3 separate regions of the Homo sapiens genome follow, and regions 2 and 3 are each linked to region 1. Evidence: chromatin loops called from intact Hi-C (ENCODE). Cell type or tissue: Caco-2. All regions are shown on one strand. Links, peaks and the distances in the headings refer to the core of each region. The heading gives the core; the rest is flanking DNA.

Region 1 (6,022 bases), core at 664-5,663:
AGTCCTCCAGTAGGACTTTCCATACACATGTGTGTTTGCAAAAACACATATACAAGGCTATCTGTCAATTTATAGCAGCAAAAAACTACAACAATCCAAATATTCATCCATAGGGAACTGGTTGAATCAATTACAGTATCATCACACAATGCAACACCATGTGGTCATTTTTAAAGAATGAAATAGATATAAATGTAATGATATGGATCATCTTTTTTGTTTTTTCCGAGACGGAGTCTTGCTCTGTAGCCCAGGCTGGAGTGCAGTGGCGCAATCTCGGCTTACTGCAACCTCCACCTCCCAGGTTCAAGCAATTCCCCTGCCTCAGCCTCCTGAGTAGCTGGGACTACAGGCGCTCTCCACCACACCCGGCTAATTTTTGTATTTTTAGTAGAGATGGGGTTTCACCATGTTGGACAGGCTGGTCTCGAACTCCTGACCTCATGAACTGTCTGCCTTGGCCTCTCAAAGTGCTGGGATTACAGGCATGAGCCACCGTGCCCGCCCTGGATCAATCTTTCTGAACTATTATTAATTGAAAAAAAAGCAAAAATATGGTGCAGGTTATAATGAATAACATGATACCATTGAGATTCTTAAAGGGATTAAAAGAATTTTTTAAAATATACACAAATGAGCTTTTAAAAAATAAAAGTTTTTAAAAATATATGATACACAAACGAGCATATAATATATGCACATACATCACAAATACATTATGCATGCATGCTTGAATATACATAGACACCTGCAGAAGTAGTAACAGAGGTTGCTTTGAATTTAGTGTCAGGGATAACGAGAATCTACTTTTCTCTATATTCCTTTGGTATGGTAATGCTTGAATTTTTTTTTTCCCCAGAATTTTAGAATAATTAACAAGATAAAAATGACCTGAAAACCTTTGTCCCCATGTCCTGTCTGCCACTTCAGTGGCTCCTGGTGCTCATCTGTGCCTACAACACCCAGTATGTTTGAGTGCCTCAAATGGACTCCAAACTACTTGAGGGCAGGGACTATGGCTCATTTGTTTGGACCTTCCTTGGGCAAGCTCTGTAACTTCTGTAAACCTGTTTTCTCAATGGTAAAATGGAAATGACCCTAATAGTGGTCGCTGATATTTATTAAGTAACTAGCATGGGTCCAGGCTGTGTGCTTAGTGCTTTTAATATGGATTATTTTATCCAATCTCAAAACAACCCTGATTAGTTTTGCTATCATCCCCATTTTATAGATGAGAAAAGAGACTTTTTATTTTTATCTTTGGAGAGAAAGTCTTGCTGTATTACCCAGGCTGGAGTGCAATGGTGCAATCATAGCTCGCTGCAGCTTGAAACTCCTAGATTCAAGTGATCCTCTCACCTCAGCCTCCCTCCCACCCCCCTCTTCCCAAGTAGCTGGGACTAGAGGCATGTACCACCATGCCTGGCTAATTTTTTGTGTACAGACAGGGTCTCATTATATTGTGCAGGCTGCTCTCGAACTCTGGCCTCAAAGATCCTCCTGCTTCAGCCTCCCAAATCACTGGGGTTACAGGTGAGCCACCACACCTGGACAGGAAGAAAACCTGTATCATCAAACTAACAAGTGGAAGAGTCAGGAAGATGTGTCTGTTTTCAGGATGCATGTACATTTATAAGGCTGTGGTAAGGAGTGAGAAAGTGCAGGTGAAGTGTCTGGCCCTCAGTAGGTGTTTAGGAAATGCTAGATATGATTACCGATGTTATTCCTGCCCTACCAGGAAACTCTTCCAGCTATTAAAAACATGCACCTGATTGAACAGAAACAAAGTGGCTTTATCCTGAAATAACTGATGAAATTATAGCAGACACATGGCTACAGCTTGGGCTCAAACATGTGGAAGCATCTCTCCTTTCTTCAGTTGTGAGTGAATTGCCATGGGAGGTCATTAGGGAAAGTACTGTAGCAGGGTGTGTTTTTTTTTCCTTCGGGATATGACGGTTTTACTGCTATTAATAACAGATGTGGCCAGGCAATTACAGACTTAAGATGGTTGATCACATCTTGCATTTTAAAGCTTAATCTGATCACCTCCAGGGTCAAGGAATTACATAGCTATCATAATGGATAAAGTCTGTCTTGTGCCACCACTTGTGGACCAAAGTTCAAGCCTTTGAGGTCTGAAATAGTTTATCTTTGTTCTGCAGCGTGGGGGGTTGAGGGGGGGTGGCGGGGCGGGGTGAGGGAGAAAGAGAAAGAGACAGAGAGAGAGGAGATTTATTTTCCGTGCATGTATAAGCTGCTCCAAAGCTCAGCCATGAGGGTGCCCTGTTACCCTGGCTCCCATTCAAGTTTAGCTAGTAAAGCTACTTTTGGGAAAAATGAGAAGTCAGGAGGCCACAATTCTGCTTTCAGGTCTGCTACAATTCCCTTTGCAATTCTGAGGCTTTTACTCATTTGTGAAATTTGGACAATCTCACGACATTTACTTGTCCTCTCCACAAAACTTAGAGCTCTCTAAAGCAGACATTCTTCTAGCAACCATTGAATTCTCAGTGTCTAAAATAGTGTCTGGTATATAGCAGACACTCAATAAACACTAAACGAATGAATAAATGACTGTCTGGGTTTCCTTCCAGTTACAACATAACATGATTCCATAAAATCATAATCTAGTGCATTGAGTTGACTCCAATGCATGTGGCAGATAACATTTGCTATCAGCTTTCTTGATTTTCTCTGCCCACTATTGAGACAACTTCATGAACATTTCCACCAGAATGTAAGTAACATGTATAAAAGGAGATGACCTGAGATTTGCCAAATTTTCCTCTTTTCTAGCCGTACTGAAAATGGTTTGGAAAAAGAAGAAAGTATTCATTTGAAGTGTCGGTTATCTGCTGGTTTTATTTACACAGGGTGTGCCTGTCAACCACTCCCATCCATAATTGAGACCAGCCACCCACAGCACCTGTCGTCAAGGCCTCTATACTCAGTTCCCCTTAGTGAGATAAGGTGAAGAGAGACCACTAGCTAACAATGTGTGAAAGCTTCAAGTGACATGACAGTCACTCCAGATCTGGAAGGGGAAATGACAAAGGAAGACATTCTGGTTTTTTGTTTGTTTTCATGTACATGAGTCAGGGTTCTTGGTTGTAAATAAGACAAACTCACTCTGGCTGATTGAAGCGGAAGAATTTATTGTAAGGATTTCAGGTACCACGGAATAAAAAGGATACTGTCACTGGTTCCACCATGATTGCTAGGTACTACCAGTCTCTAGAAACTCGACCACCAAGATGAATTTTAACGTGTCTCTGTCTTTGCACCACTTGATCAAGATTCACAGTTCCCAAAAGGAGAATCTCATTGGCCAGATCACACGCCACCCTAGCTGTGAGGGGTTGGGAGACCAAGTATGTGGCCCCCTTATGCTCCACGGTGGGAAAGAAGGTCCTAAGACTCTCACAGTGATGGAGTGCCCCAAATATAAAGAATGTTTGCATGCTGGTCAGCCACAGAAAAATGAGAGATGTCCAATGCATCACAGTTTAGTAGTGTAGCATCATTTATAAAGATGGGTAAAACTCAGTCTGTACAGCCACACATCCAGTGCCCTAAGTGGGGCAGATTTATGATTAATGGGCATAGGCTTGTTAGGATTTCTTGCTCTAAAGGCTGAAAATTGGCTGGGCATGGTGGCTCACACCTGTAATCCCTGCATTTTGGGAGGCTGAGGTGGGCAGATCACTTGAGGACAGGAATTCAAGACCACCCTGGCCAATATGGTGAAACCCCGTCTCTGCTAAAAATATAAAAAGCCAGGCGTGGTGGTGCATGCCTGTAATCCCAGCTACTCAGGAGGCTAAGGCAGGAGGATCACTTGAACCCGGGAGGCAGAGGTTGCAGTGAGCCAAGATTGCGCCACTGCACCCCTACCTGGGCGACAGAGTGAGACTCTGTCTCAAAAATAAAAATAAAGGCTGAAAATTTTACCAGCCAAAATTAAATTTTAACCAGTTAGCAGTTTCCTGGCACTTTGCCCATAACAATTTTAAAAGTTGTGGTTGAGCACTGCATGCTAGTGGTATATTACAAAACTCCATGCTGCCACCATAGATGAACCCAGGAGAAGTTCTCCTTAATCAAGTTTCCATTTTCCCCTCCTAAGTCCTCGAAAGAGCAAGACGACTCCATGCTTTGCTCCTTCGTAGTCTAGTAGTGACTCTGGAACTCCAGGAACACAGCTTATAGACTTTAGCCCCAGCTCCCCACATAAGGGTCTGGAGGCTGAGTATAAGAAGGGCCAGGATCCATGCTGGGAAACTGCTTGGTCCATGATGGTGATCCTCAAGGCAATAAACAGGACTGAGACCTGCAGAGGAGCTGGCCTGACTGCAGAGGACAAAAGCAGGGGTGTGAGCAGGTAAAGTGGAGGTCACAGCACGAGGTTTCTTCATCCAACCAAGGACATAAAAAGTTGCAGCAATTTCACTTCCAGGAATCTAATTCCAGTGTTGTGATATAGGAGAAACCAAAGTGTTGTCTCCCACTCTCACACAGCCAGCACACTTTTAACACTAGATGTGTGGGGGATGTTTCCCCTCATACCAAGCAATTCTGCAACAGACACCGGCTGGGTGTCCTTTAATTCAATTCAATTCTGGCACTATGTACCTGGAAATAGCAGGGGCTCAGGGTTTGATCCTATGAGACCGCCCCCCATTTCAGATGCCAATCCCAGGTAGTAGGTTGTCTCCTGTACCTCTGCCTGCCCAGCTATAAACTGGAGTTCCCCCAACCCACTCCTTGTTTGGACTAATCTGCTAGAGTGGATCACAGAACTCAGTGAAACACTTTACTTCTGTTTGCTCATTTATGAGGAAGGATATTACAAAGCATATAGATGAACAGTGAGATGGAAGAGATGCACAGGGCAAGAAATGTGGGAAGGGCTGTGGCGCTTCCATATCCTCTCTGAGCACGCCACCCTCTAGGAACCTGATGTTCTGCTCTCCAGAACTCAACAAACCCTATCCTTTGGGCTTTTATACAGGCTTCATTGCATATGTCTGATTGATTACATCATTGGTCACTGGTGATCAACTTAACTTTCAGCCCCTCTCCTCTCTGTGGAGGTCTGGGGGGACAGGGTGGGACTAAAAGTCCCAACCCTCTAATCCTGCCTTGATCTTTCTGGTGACCAGTCCCCATCCTGAAGCTATCTAGGGTCTCCAAGTCACCAACCATCTCATTAGCATACAAAAGGTAAGATATTTTCATCACTCTGGAGAGTCCAAGGAATTTAAGAGTTTTAGGTCAGGAAACAGGGACTACAATCAAATATATATTTCACAATATCACACGCAGATATACCTGCACAAGTACACACTGATCTATGTACAGGGATATTCACTGAAGCATTGTTGGCAACCACAAAAAAAGAAAAACTGGAAATAATCATCCATGGTTACATCAGTTCAATATATTACTGTATAATCATACTATGAGACATAACACAACTACAAGAAAGAGGTCATATATAAGTGATATGATAATGTTGATATATTAAGTTAGAAGAGCACGTGGCAGAACAGTTTGCATACTACTATTCCGTTTTTTTTTAGAAGGGAATATACAAATAGTCTTGTATATACTGGAAGGGCAACCCAGGAACCGTGGGAACTTTTTGGGGAGGGTGGCAAGGAAAGAGAGACCTTTACTTTTCATTTTCTATCCTATTTCTGTTTGACTATTTACTGTGTAGATGTAGTCTACTCATAATTAAAACAAACTAATTTAAAATGCCGGAAAAGTGAAGCATAGCAGGAAAAAGGAGTCAACAGTAAAGAAAAATTTTCCCCAAAAGGGGCTTCTCTCAGTTAAGAACACTTCTGAACTGTACTCACTGAATGTGAAGACCCAAAGAGAAAACAGTCTCTGTCTGTGTCTTTTCCTTAATGTCGCTCAGAGCCAGACCTCTACTCACCTGGTGAGGACCTGGGTCAGTCTCCTGGTATTTGGACATGATCTGAGAGGAGTGAGTCAGGTAAAGGAACCTTCT
Region 2 (6,022 bases), core at 383-5,382, 160 kb before region 1:
TTTGTCCACAGAGACAAAGTTATAAAAGGTGGACAAATCCTACACTTGTTTGAAGAAGCAGATTGGCTGTGGTTTGCCGGCCTAAGAACCTACTTAACCCTTATAGTACAATTTATATTGGCAGATGCAATGTGAGTTCAAACCATTGACTTAGAAATAAACTTGTGCAATGCACGTATTTGGAGACTTGCCTCTACCATCTGTGTGTGCATGCATGCTACTGTGTGCACCTTGTTCTTGCACTATACTAGAAGTTCAGTAGGGGCAGGGATCACATGTTTTGTTGACTTGTTTTTTTCCCTGCAGCACTAGAGCATCACTTTGGCCAGAGTTGAGGTTAATCTATGCTTTCCACTGATGAAGAAAGTAAAGGAACTGTCACTTGCTTCTGTCTGTAGAAATGTTTGCAGAACAGGAGATTTGCAATCACTTGCGATTATTATAAACTGCTAGCTAACTGCACCAATTATTTTTCTTAGTGGCATAAATGCCTACAAGCTTTCAGTTTTCACTGTTGAGAATGCACTGAGGCTTACTTTACATCCTCCCAGTTCCCTGAAAGAATCCAGAAAAGGTAAAGAAAAGAAAACCACACAGAAATAACACAGGTATTGTGCTCCCTGGACCAAGGTAATATTCAGTTTCAATCTGGTGGTTAGGAAAGGGGAAGGAACATCTTAGTCTGAAATCCTACCCATGAAAAGAGTCCAAAATAAAATAAAATAAAACATGTATTGTTTAGGCAAGTGTTATTGCCGGATGACATTTCAATTCCAGTCTGCTCTGCCTAATGCCTTCGTTTCCTACTCTGTAGGACGAAAGCAGCCCTCTCATCCCACAGGTTCAGAAGAAAGCTCCCCTTTGCAGGCAGAGATGCCATTTTCGGCTTTGGAAGAGAAACAAATCATGTTATTGTCAAGGCTGTTACTGAGAACATCATGCTCTCAGCCCTACTGGCTTGGCCATAGTCAAAAGAATCAAACAAAGCTGTTTGCCATGAATTTCATCATTCTGGCTTGCCCAGCTGGGATCTCCCCCCACCCCTACCCTAATTCCACTCTCAATTCGAATGCCCTAGAATTTGTTTCAGGAACAAGTTAAAATTCCTGCTAGTTTCAGACTTACTAATAATGCAAGTCTTTTCTTTTTTTGTTAAGAAAAGAAATGTTGATTGCGGGAAGATCCTGGGCAGAGGGCTCTAGAGTCTAAAGCCCCTGAGTAAAAGAGGGAGATGGAATGATCAGTTTGCACGACTAGAGCATATACATGAAGTGTAGGCCACTGAGCAAATATCTAATTGCCTTTCAGGACACAGAGGCCCTAAGGCCCCACGCCTGGCTCTGACACCTGTCACCACTCTTGAGTGGACCCAAGGGAGTTTGTCTGCTCAATAAAGGCATTAGGGTCCTACCTGTTAATCTGTCGCCTCAGGGCCTGTACGAAGGTCCCTTATTCATTATACTGTCAACTCCTTCACCTTTGAGGCGGAATAAAAATGCAATAATTGTCCCGTGGGATTGGGAAAACACAAAGGATAATGTATTCCCCGAAACAGTGTTATTTAACAGTCCATCAGATAGGGGAAAATGTACTGGCAGCTTTTCTTATGCTTGCTTTGAGCACGCATGTGTGTACGCGTGCATATGTGTGTATGTGGGTGGCTGGGTGTGTGCGCGCACGTGTGCATGCACACTTCAGTATGTGGGGCGGGGAGGAGCCCTTTTTTTCTTTTTGGAGTTTGCTTTGTTATTAAAATTTTCTTTGAAAAATACCATTTGTTAGAACATTCTTTCTAGAAACCTCCAGTAGGAAATACTAGAGGCAATACAGGGTAAGAGATACTGTTTAGAAAGCAACACCTTCGGAGACAGAAATAACAAGATTTGAATTCTTGCTCACACATAGAGAATGATATGAAGCAAGTGAGGTTATTGTCTATACCCCTCATTTCTAACCCACCTCTGGGAAATAGGTATTCTATAATAAAGCCTTTGGGACAGGGCGACTGTGAGCATAAAATAAAGTGGAATATATAAAGTGCACACGTGAGGAACTGGGCATGCAGTAAATGGGTAAGAACAGTGACAGCCAACATTTATTTAACTTCTGTATGAAGATGTTGGCTTCAGTGCTTTACCTAGAAGATGCCATTGAACCCTCACCACTACCCTGAGAGGTAGATACTGCAATTATTCCCATTCTACAGAAAAATGAGGCTTAGAAAGCCTCTGCCTGAGGACTACAGCTAGTTAAGAGGTGGAGGCAGGATTGGAACTCGGCCCCAGCTCTATTCACAGAATCCTGTACCAAGATTGTAACCTGAGTCCCACGAGCCAGATCTGGCTTACGGATATGTTTGCTGTGGCTTACTGTATTTATTTTAAAAAATCTAACTTACTTGCCAACAGTTAAAAATTGGGAGAGGTTTCATAGTTCTTAATCTTTGGCTTCGCTTTAAAAATCTGAAGCTCTGGATACCCTGCCCCTGTGTTCTCATGTAACCATGACAGGCTGGAGCTGTCCAGTGGCTGTCACTTTTGGACAGCCAGGATTGTGTCACAGTCCACCTGCTCCTCATCCTCACACATTCAGGCAACCACCGGGCCCCTGGGAGCATCTGAGGATTTGACTTCTCTCCCACTGCCTTTTACATCCATATTCCTCTCTAAAGCCATAAAGTTGTTAGGCAACAATCTGGTATCTGTACGTGATTCCTTTGTGGAGTAAAATGCCTGCAGTAACTCTCATCTCTGCTGAATTCTAGTCATTCCTGCCTGATGCAACTCCCAGTACGATGTCAGTAACACACGAATAGTCTCCTGGATTCCTCGGGGGGCCCTCCTGATGCCTCCCTCTGCTCTAAGCCTGGAAAGACCCAGAAGCATCCCCCCGGCTCTGAGCATGTATCATCCCTTAGGTTCGTCTTTTTCCTCCCTTTGATCTCCCAAAAAGCTATCTTAGCCAAGAGACTCCTCACCTCTGCCTTCCTGGATTATTGCAGTAGCCTTCCACCTGACCCCCTAACATACCCCCACCCATTCAAAACCTTCATATTCATCTTCAGCAAATCTTTCTTTTCTTATTTTTTTTATTTCTGTAAGTTTTAGGGGGACAAGTGGTATCTGGTTACATGAGTAAGTTCTTCAGTGATGATTTGTGAGATTTGGGTGCATCCAACACCCAAACAGTATACACTGAACCCGAATTGTAATCTTTTATCCCTCACTCCCTTCCCGCCCTTTTCCCCTGAGTCCCCAAACTCTATTGTGTTATTCTTATGCCTTTGCATCCTCATAGTTTAGCTCCCACTTATGAGTGAGAACATATGATGCTTGGTTTTCCATTCTTGAGTTACTTCACTTAGAATAATAGTTTCCAATCCCATCCAGGTTGCTGCAAATACCATTAATTCATTCCTTTTTATGGCTGAGTAGTATTCCATCATATACATATATATATATATGTGCCACAGTTTCTTTAGCCACTCGTTGATTGATGGGTATACAGTTTGCTTCTACATTTTTGCAATTGTGAATTGTGCTGCTATAAACATGCATGTGCAAGTATCTTTTTTGTATAATGAATGACTTCTTTTCCTCTGGGTAAACACTCAGTAGTGAGGATTGCTGGATCAAATGGTAGTTCTACCTTTGGTTCTTTAAGGAATCTCCACACTGTTTTCCATAGTGGTTGTACTAGTTTACATTCCCCCCAGCAGTGTAGAAGTGTTCCCTGTTCACCGCATCCACACCAACATCTATTATTTTTTTATTTTTTGATTATGGCCCATTCTTGCAGGAGTAAGATGGTATCACACTATGGTTTTGATTTGCAAGCAAATCCTTCTTTCATGGCCAGAGTCAGCCTCATGGGTGTGAAGTTACATAAGACCCCTGCTTAGAAGGACCCCTCAGCTGGTTTATGCCTTGCTATTGCATTTTGAAATGTCTAATGATTTCTGAACAAAGGCCTGCATTTTTATTTTGCACTGGGGCTGGCAAGTAATATAGCTGGTCCTGTTCATGTTTCAATTCAAGAAGCTTTGATGACTTCTAACCTTAGTAGTATTTCCATCTTTTCTGAACAATGACAAAGAACGTGATAACATTTGTACACTGCAGTGGGCTGCTCTGGAAACCCAGAGCCTGGCCAGCCATGCAGGAGAAAACAGATGTGATGGCAAATTGTGACTCTTTAGCTTCAACCAAAAATGCTGAGTACACCTGTGAGGGAAGTTCCGGCCTGCAAGAGAGAGCCCGTGAGTTCACTATAGTTCTCATCAGCTTTATCTCAGGAAGCTTATCCTGCAGTCAGGCTGATCTCTGTGAGTTCACATATTAGTCACACGGTCATCTCCAGGCCCTCATTCATACAAATCCAGTTTCTAGGAGTAATCACTCCCCTTCTCAGTGTTACCCAAATCCTGCACACATTCTCAGAGCAGCTCAAGTCCACAAAGTGTGCCCTGTGTATTAATATCAGCCAACAGTGCTTCATTCACACATTGCATGACTATTGATGTCTTAATCTGTGGAGGTACTGAGCCAGTGTGGGGCATATGATTGTAATAGCATGTGCAAGCCCCTGCCTGATGAAGTTAGGGATGCAAACAAGTAAAGGGGTCACTTCAGTGCAGTGTGACCAGAGATGTCGCAGAAGAAGTAAGGGGAGGATGCACGCATTTCCCAGGGCTGCTCTAACAAATTACCACCCACCGCGTGGCTTACAGCAACACAAATGTGTTCTCTCACCATCCTGGAGGAGACAAGTCGAAATCAAGGTGTCAGCAGGGCCATGCCCCCTCTGAAGGCTCCAGGGAAGCATCCTTCCTTGCCAATCTCAGCTTCTGGTGCTTCTTGGTTTGGGGCTTGCACAGCTCCAGTCTTTGTCTCCTTCTCCACGTGCCATTTCCCTCTTCTCTCTGTGTCTCTCCTCTGCATGCCTCTCATAAAGACACTCATCATTGTATTAAGGGCCCACCTGGATAATCCAGGATTATCTCCCGTCAAGATCCTTACTTCGTTATGTCTGCAAACAGCCCTTTTTAAACTAAGGTAACATTCCCAAGTTCTGGGAATCAGGTTGTAGATGTATCTTTGGTGGTGAGGGGTGGGGATCACCACTCAATTCACTTCAGAGGGTTTATGACAGGGCAGCTAACCCCACACTGGGGAGTTGGGGGAGGTCTCCTTGAATAAGTTAACATTTAAACTGAATAAGTCAGGCAAGGGGGGAAAGAAGGGTGTGGAGGAGTGAAAGTGTTTCTGGAAATAATATGTGCAAAGATCCCAATACAAAGTTAAGCATCCTGGATACCTGGAACTGAAAGAAGCTACGTGTGTCTGCAGAATACTTAGCAGTACAAGGAAGAAAGGGTAAAAGAAGCAGCTGGAGAAGTAATCAGGGCCAAATCTAGATGGGCCTTGTAACCACAAAGTCAATCTGGCCGATGTAATGGGGAGGCATTGAAGGGTTTTCAGCAACACAAGGACATTAGCAGATTTGGGAAGATTGCTATGGCTGGAGAGTGAAGAACGGTTTGGAGCAGGCCAAGACTAGAAACAAGGAGACTGGTTAGGATATGGTAACACTATCCAGGCAGTGCATGACAAGTTAGGATGATGCTGAAGGGAAGGGAGAAAAGTCAATACATTCGAGAGGTTACTTGGAAGGTAAAATCAACAGGACTTAGTAACTGATGGGGTTTCAGTATGAAGTTAAGGATGAGGCACAGTCTTCTGGCTTCTGGTGTGGACGGAGTTGCCATTGTTGAGGTAGGAACTGAGAAGGAAGTGCAGTTTAGGTGGGCACTATATGGGGTAAGTTTGAAGTGTCCGTAGGACAGCTGATTGGAGTCTCTTATTGGGCATTTGAATTTGGATTTCTGAAGCAGAGCAGTCTGGGGCTAGAAATACAGACTTGGGAACAATCAGCACGTGGATGACATGTTAAGTCATGGAATGAATGACCTTGCTCAGGAATAGATGGCATGAAAAAAGAACAGGGCCCAGGATAGAATGCC
Region 3 (6,022 bases), core at 297-5,296, 87 kb before region 1:
TGTTGGCATTTTTGAGTGTGGCATGCCTATGCTACCCCGTGCTGTGGGATGACTCAATTCTCCCACCACTTTCCTCAGTTTAATTTGGTGCTACACCTCCCTCCATTCATGCCAAGCTTCAAGATGTCACTTGCCCTTCATTGGAGGGAATACAACCATACATGTGAGCACTGAAATTGTACCTGCATACTAGCGATAACTTGGTCACCCCGTTGCTTCAATTATTGCATTAAATATATAATTTTAAGTCATATTTATAAGGTTAAGCTAAAATAAGATTATAAAATTTGCATCGAGATTCTGTGGATCCCAGTTTGAGAAACATGCTGTTAGACCAGCCATCACCCCTGAGAGCATTCCCCTATCTCTTTAACCAGTTTAATCAACGTTTGTGCCAAAGGAAAGAAAAACTCACCCCAGGACAATGCCAGTATTTAAAACACAGAGATAGATACTTTCACAACGGGTTGTCCTCTGTAAGTCATAGATGGAGGGAAGAATTCCCAGGAAGGCGAAGGTCAGAAGAAGACCCAACTCCCTCCTCAATAAGCCCTCCCCAGGGCAACTGATCTTCCTGGCTTGAAACCCCCTCACCTGATCCCGCTCTGGCTGGCCATGTGTGGCTGTGTCTCCAGGAAGTCCAAGCTACCAGTTAACAAAGCTCTGTCAATCCGTGAATTGTTTTACCAAGGGCTTGTTTTGCCTTATTTTGTGTTTTTGTTTTTTAATAGTGGTAAAATACACATAACATAAAATTGACCATCTTAATCATTTTTCACTCTTCATTTCCCCCTCCATCGTGGCAACCACCATACTTATTTTTGTCTCGATGAATTTGACTACTCTAGGTGCCTCATATACGTGAAATCATGTGGTATTTGTCCTTTTATGACTGGCTTATTTCCTTTAGCATAGTGTCCTCATGGTTAATCCAAATAATAGCATGTCAGACTTCCTTCTTTTTGAAAACTGAATAATATTACGTTGTATGTATACAACTTATTTTGCTTATCCATTCATTGATTGATGAACATGTGGGCTGCTTCTACCTTTTGGTTATTGTGTATAAAGCTGCTATGAACATGAATGTACCTTATTTTGTTTTTCACTGAATTGGCTGGTTCTTTTGGTTCTACCATATTAACACCTGCATTTTCCAGATTTCCCATCTCCATTTAAGCCTGGAAAGATGTGCCTTTAGGATCTGGTGCTTTTTTCTCCAGTGTATAACTTTATATGCCCTCTGACTACAGACATGGGCGCAAAGCTGCATGGGTGATGAACTGTAACGGGCTGGACTCCAGCACATCCCGCAGGAATGTGTAACATGACTTAGACAACAATGTTTGATTCTACTTCCCAGCAGAGGAAAACTAAGTGGGGCGGGTTCTATAGGATCATTCTTAGCCACCAAGTCAGGGTTTCACCTCAGTGTGAACCATCCTGTTGTGCTCTCAGGAGGAGACTGCCATGAAGCTACTGGAAGCACCTTCCCTTACCAGCTCCCCTTCCAGGGATCTCAAAAATGCTGCCGTGGAAGCTGCCTCTCTTACAAGTGAGGAAGGCACCCCAAAATTAGCTGTCATTCCCTTGTGGTACCTTTACTGTGAGTGACGCACTGACGTGTGCTATACCTTTTATGGAGGCTCATGCAGAGTACTGCCACCTAATAGCAGGTGCACACACACCAACATGCACACACACACACCCCAACATGCACACACACACACACACATGCCCCACAGAAATCTAGCAGCCTGCTGACCTGAAACCCATCCTCCGAGACTCAGGGCCATGCAAAAGCTCCCTTAACACGACTCTATTTTCTATCAGTCAAAGAAAATAAACTCTCCTGGGGCATATTTCTTCCTCCCAGGTGGTTTCATGAAAAGAGAGGGTGAATCTCTCCCAAACCACACAAGAACTTGTGTTTTCACAAGAAGGGGAAACCGCAGGGGGGTCTTCTCTCTGGGTCCCTAGCGGCCCCGGGAGACCCAGGTTTTCCCAAGAGCCAACAGCTCTTCCCTGCATGCAGAGCTGGTCCTGGGCAGATGAAGAACTCAAAGGAGGCAGACGGGCGAAAGTCAGCTCTCATAGCAAGCATCTTAGGGAGTGCCCATGTGCTGCAAGGAGAAGCCGGGGAGCAGAGGAAGGGACACTGGACTGAGAGCCCTGATGGGGATCCTGGATCCCAGGGTGGCTGGCCTCCTCTTTTACCTACCTTATGAGGTGAATGTGAAGGCCAAACATGAGTTGTGAGCATGTTTTTTGTAAATGGTAAAATGTCCTACAAGTGGGAGGCATCATTGTTTTATTTTTTTAAAAAATGAATAAAAATAAGTTTCTGCTTTGAAACATTCTGTTCACTATGTCATGCCTGCAAGGTAGGATTTGGTCTTTGGCATGAGCAAATGATTAAACCAAACCACCAGTGACATTCCTCCTGGCCTGAATCAAGTCCAGGATCAAAGCGCTGCCTCAAGATCAAAAGGCTCTGCAATCCAGATGCCAAGCCTGGATCTGCCTCACTGAGTGCTCCTGAAGGCGACCAGTCCCACAAAACAGTAGAAATCCCCTCTTTGTTCCAAAGAGAGTAGCACTTTGAGAAACTTCCTTCCATTCCTGGGAAGCAATGAGTGCTCACAGTGTTAGTGGGCAAAGTCAGGAGAGAAGCGGGCACACACTCCCACATACTACTCAAAATGACCAACGGAAATTTCAGAAACAAGAACTCTCTCCTTTAGAAGGAAATACAAGTGCTTGCCTTTTCTGTTTTATCATGGACCTCTAATGATAAAAATTCAAAAAGTAAGTTTACATAAGATCCCTGACTATAGTAGCTTTTCAATTCCTCTCTTCCAGTTTGAGAGAATTCCAAACTGCCCATTTTCATCTTCCCCTCCTTCCACCCCAATGGCTTCTACTTCAATCAAGGAAAGAAAAATCAGTATTTTCTTTCAATTATTCATTCATTTCCCACCTGCTAAGCAGTACCTTCTCCTCCTCTCCAGATCGTAAGCCCTGATATTCATCTAACTATTGGAATTCTACCCCACTGTCAGGGTTTAATCAGGCAAAGATTATCAACAATACAGGAACCTTCATCTTAGAGAATACCAGCACCCTCATGTCTGCCCCAAAACACACACATACACATGGGTGGTGACAGGTGAGATTTCCTTGGCTCTGTGGCACCTACAGGGATAACTGAAGGAACCTTTCCATTCCTACCCAGCAAGTCCCTCCCAAGTATTTCTGGAACCCATAGACGAGCCCTACACATCCACAGGCACATCCCCTTTGAGGATATTGCTGCTCTGGCCAAGCCCCCACCACTCTTCTGTGCCTCTTGCCGGGTTCCTATGAGTCCCTGACAGCTGCTCCAGGCCTCTGTCTCCAAGTCTTCTCTGTGCCGCTGACCTGATCATCTCTCCACTGCAATGCCCTGGAATTGGCACAGCACACTGACCCCACATAGTCCTTCACATGCCGGAGCCAGGCTGAGATGTGCTGTCCACAGAGGCTCCCCTGTCCAGGGCAGGGTCCCCATTCCGCAGCTCTTCCAGTTCTGCCTTGAACCCTCACTCTGAAGGCTCAAAATCTAGTCTCACCCAATGTCTAATCTGAATCTAACCCCAAGGAAACAACCAGAAAAATCCAAACTGAGGATTTGTGAAATAACTGTCCCAGACTCTTCAAAAATCTTAATGTTATAGAAAGACCACAACAAATCTGAGGATTGTTCTCTAGACTAAAGGGGACTCCCCAAAACTCCCCACTCCCCAACAGGCCCCAGTGTGTAATGTTCCCCTCCCTGCGTCCATGTGTTCTCATTGTTCATCTCCCACTTATGAGTGAGAACATGCGGTGTTTGGTTTTCTGTTCCTTTGTTAGTTTGCTGAGAATGATAGTTTCCAGCTTCATCCATGTCCCTGCAAAGGATGACACCAGAGAAATGACAACTAAATACAGTGAATGGTCCCGCATTAGATCCTAAAATTTTCTTAAATGCCATAAAAGATATTAGTGGGAACATTGAGGAAATTTGAATAGGATGCATATTAGATAATATTGTTGTATAAACACTCAACTTTGAATGTAAAAATTATATTGTAGTTACATAGAATAATGCCCCTTTTGCTAGGATAGAAATGATGAAGTATTTTGGGATAAAGGCTCATGATGCTTGCAACTAACTCTCAAGTGGTTCAGCAAGAAATAAACGCCTATGTACACATGTGTACATGGAGGAAAAGGAAGCAAATACTACGAAGTGTTAATATTGGTGAATCCAGGTGAAGGGTATTCAATGCACTATTCTTGCAACCTTTTGAAGATTTCAAATTTTTCCAAATAAAAAGTTGAGATTCACAACACAAAGCAGAGGAGATATACACTGTTGGAATTCTTACCATTCCTATTTCTCTCATGACTCTCCAAGATCCCTACTCACTAAACTACCTCCACCACCCTTCAGGAAAGAAAAAAACTCATGCAGAACAATTCAAGAAACAGATGTGAGGGGGACGGGGAAGCTAGCTAGTCAATAGCTCATTTACTTGCAGATAAACATACTCTGAATTCCAGTTTAGATATAACTGAGACCCCATTACACTTGTAAACACTGGAGTTCATTCATCGTATACATTTAGGTATATGCCCATTGGTTGACACAGGGTAGGAAAAGATGACACTAGTACAAATTACTAGGTCTCAGAAGTCCAAAAGAGGACCTGGGGCCCCAAGACACATCCCCTCTAAAATCCTTTAGCCAGGGTGAGATTATTGCAGGACTCACAATTTTTTCACCAGTGCCAACCCTATTCTTGGCTGCAGGTTGACACAATATACAACAAAGATAGTATTAAGTACAGGTAGAGTTGAAGCTTTCTAAGCCCACTTTCAGGAATCAACTCAAATTCCTCTCTCTCCACAAATTTCTTCTTATTCATTGCTTTAAAAACACTTTACTTGTACCTCTATTAGAACTCAGCCAAATGGATTTCTGATACAATTCTCCTTCAACAATTTTGTCTGTGACCAAACCTTGGTGAGACCACATGATCCAATATTTGACCAGAAAAATGCAGTTGCTATAATTATAGAGATTATTGTATGGTTCCTTTATTACAGTTATTTGGGTACATATCTCTCTCCTGCATAGAGTATATATTCCCTCAAGGGAGGGAGGATTGTTATTCTTCTTTCTGTCTCCTGTTTTGCCCTTCATGAGTAAGTGACTCCAGCCCCTGTCTCAGTTCTGTTGTCACCCATATGCTGATGATGCTCACGGTCACTCCTGCTTCTCTTAGCAACTTCAGGTTAGATATCCAACTCCCTGCTGAACAAGTCCTCTTTTTTTTTTTTTATTTTACTTCAAGTTCTGGGATACATGTGCAGAATGTGCAGGTTTGTTACATAGGTATACATGTGATATGGTGGTTTGCTGCACCCATCAACCCATCATCTAGGTTTTAAGCCCTGCGTGCATTAGGTATTTGTCCTAATGCTCTCCCTCCCCTTGCCCCCAACTCCCCAACAGGCCCCAGTGTGTGATGTTCCTCTCCCTGTGTCCACGGGTTCTCATTGTTCATCTCCCACTTATGAGTGAGAACATGTGGTGTTTTGTTTTCTGTTCCTTTGTTAGTTTGCTGAGAATTATGGTTTCCAGCTTCATCCATGTCCCTGCAAAGGACATGAACTCATTCTTTTTTATGGCTGCATAGTATTCCATGGTGTATATGTGCCACATTTTCTTTATCCAGTCTATCACTACAAGGAACTTAAACAAATTTACAAGAAAAAACCCAACAACCCCATCAAAAAGTGGGCGAAGGATATGAATAAGTCCTCTTTCCGCCCTCCAGGTACTTCATATTCATCCAAACAAAGCTGAACTCATAAACTTTCCCCACATCCTCAAAATTCTGCTCTCTCTCTCATATTCCCTATCTCAGCTGCCCCATTCAGCCAAGCTGCAACCTGATTCATCCTTCTCTTTTATCTCATCTCCCTCAGCCAG

What was found. Hi-C counts contacts between places; a loop is a spot of excess contacts. Peaks named below come from ENCODE experiments on the same cell type or tissue, not always from the same donor. Only the 100,000 strongest peaks of a DNase experiment are listed, where the experiment ranks them.
Region 2: it touches region 1 in a loop (2.3-fold over the local background); 3 of 110 quality-filtered maps call a loop at or near these places.
Region 3: a loop joins it to region 1, with 2.6 times the contacts of the local background. A loop is called at or near these places in 3 of 110 quality-filtered maps.

What each region holds. Positions count from the first base shown.
Region 1 is chr13:44,366,221-44,372,242 of GRCh38, forward strand. LOC105370297 (a long non-coding RNA gene) reads right to left here. Exons shown (of 2, transcript XR_001749858.3): 2 at 3,139-6,022. Among named protein-coding and RNA genes, the nearest start is that of SERP2, 4.6 kb to the right of the region's middle. In Caco-2, for the core only: no CTCF peak of the experiment used is centred there; DNase peaks (open chromatin) are centred at 2,171 and 2,921.
Region 2 is chr13:44,210,529-44,216,550 of GRCh38, forward strand. No RefSeq gene overlaps it. Among named protein-coding and RNA genes, the nearest start is that of MIR8079, 17 kb to the left of the region's middle. In Caco-2, for the core only: no CTCF peak of the experiment used is centred there; a DNase peak (open chromatin) is centred at 2,693.
Region 3 is chr13:44,279,310-44,285,331 of GRCh38, forward strand. No RefSeq gene overlaps it. Among named protein-coding and RNA genes, the nearest start is that of MIR8079, 86 kb to the left of the region's middle. In Caco-2, for the core only: no CTCF peak of the experiment used is centred there; DNase peaks (open chromatin) are centred at 2,482 and 4,512.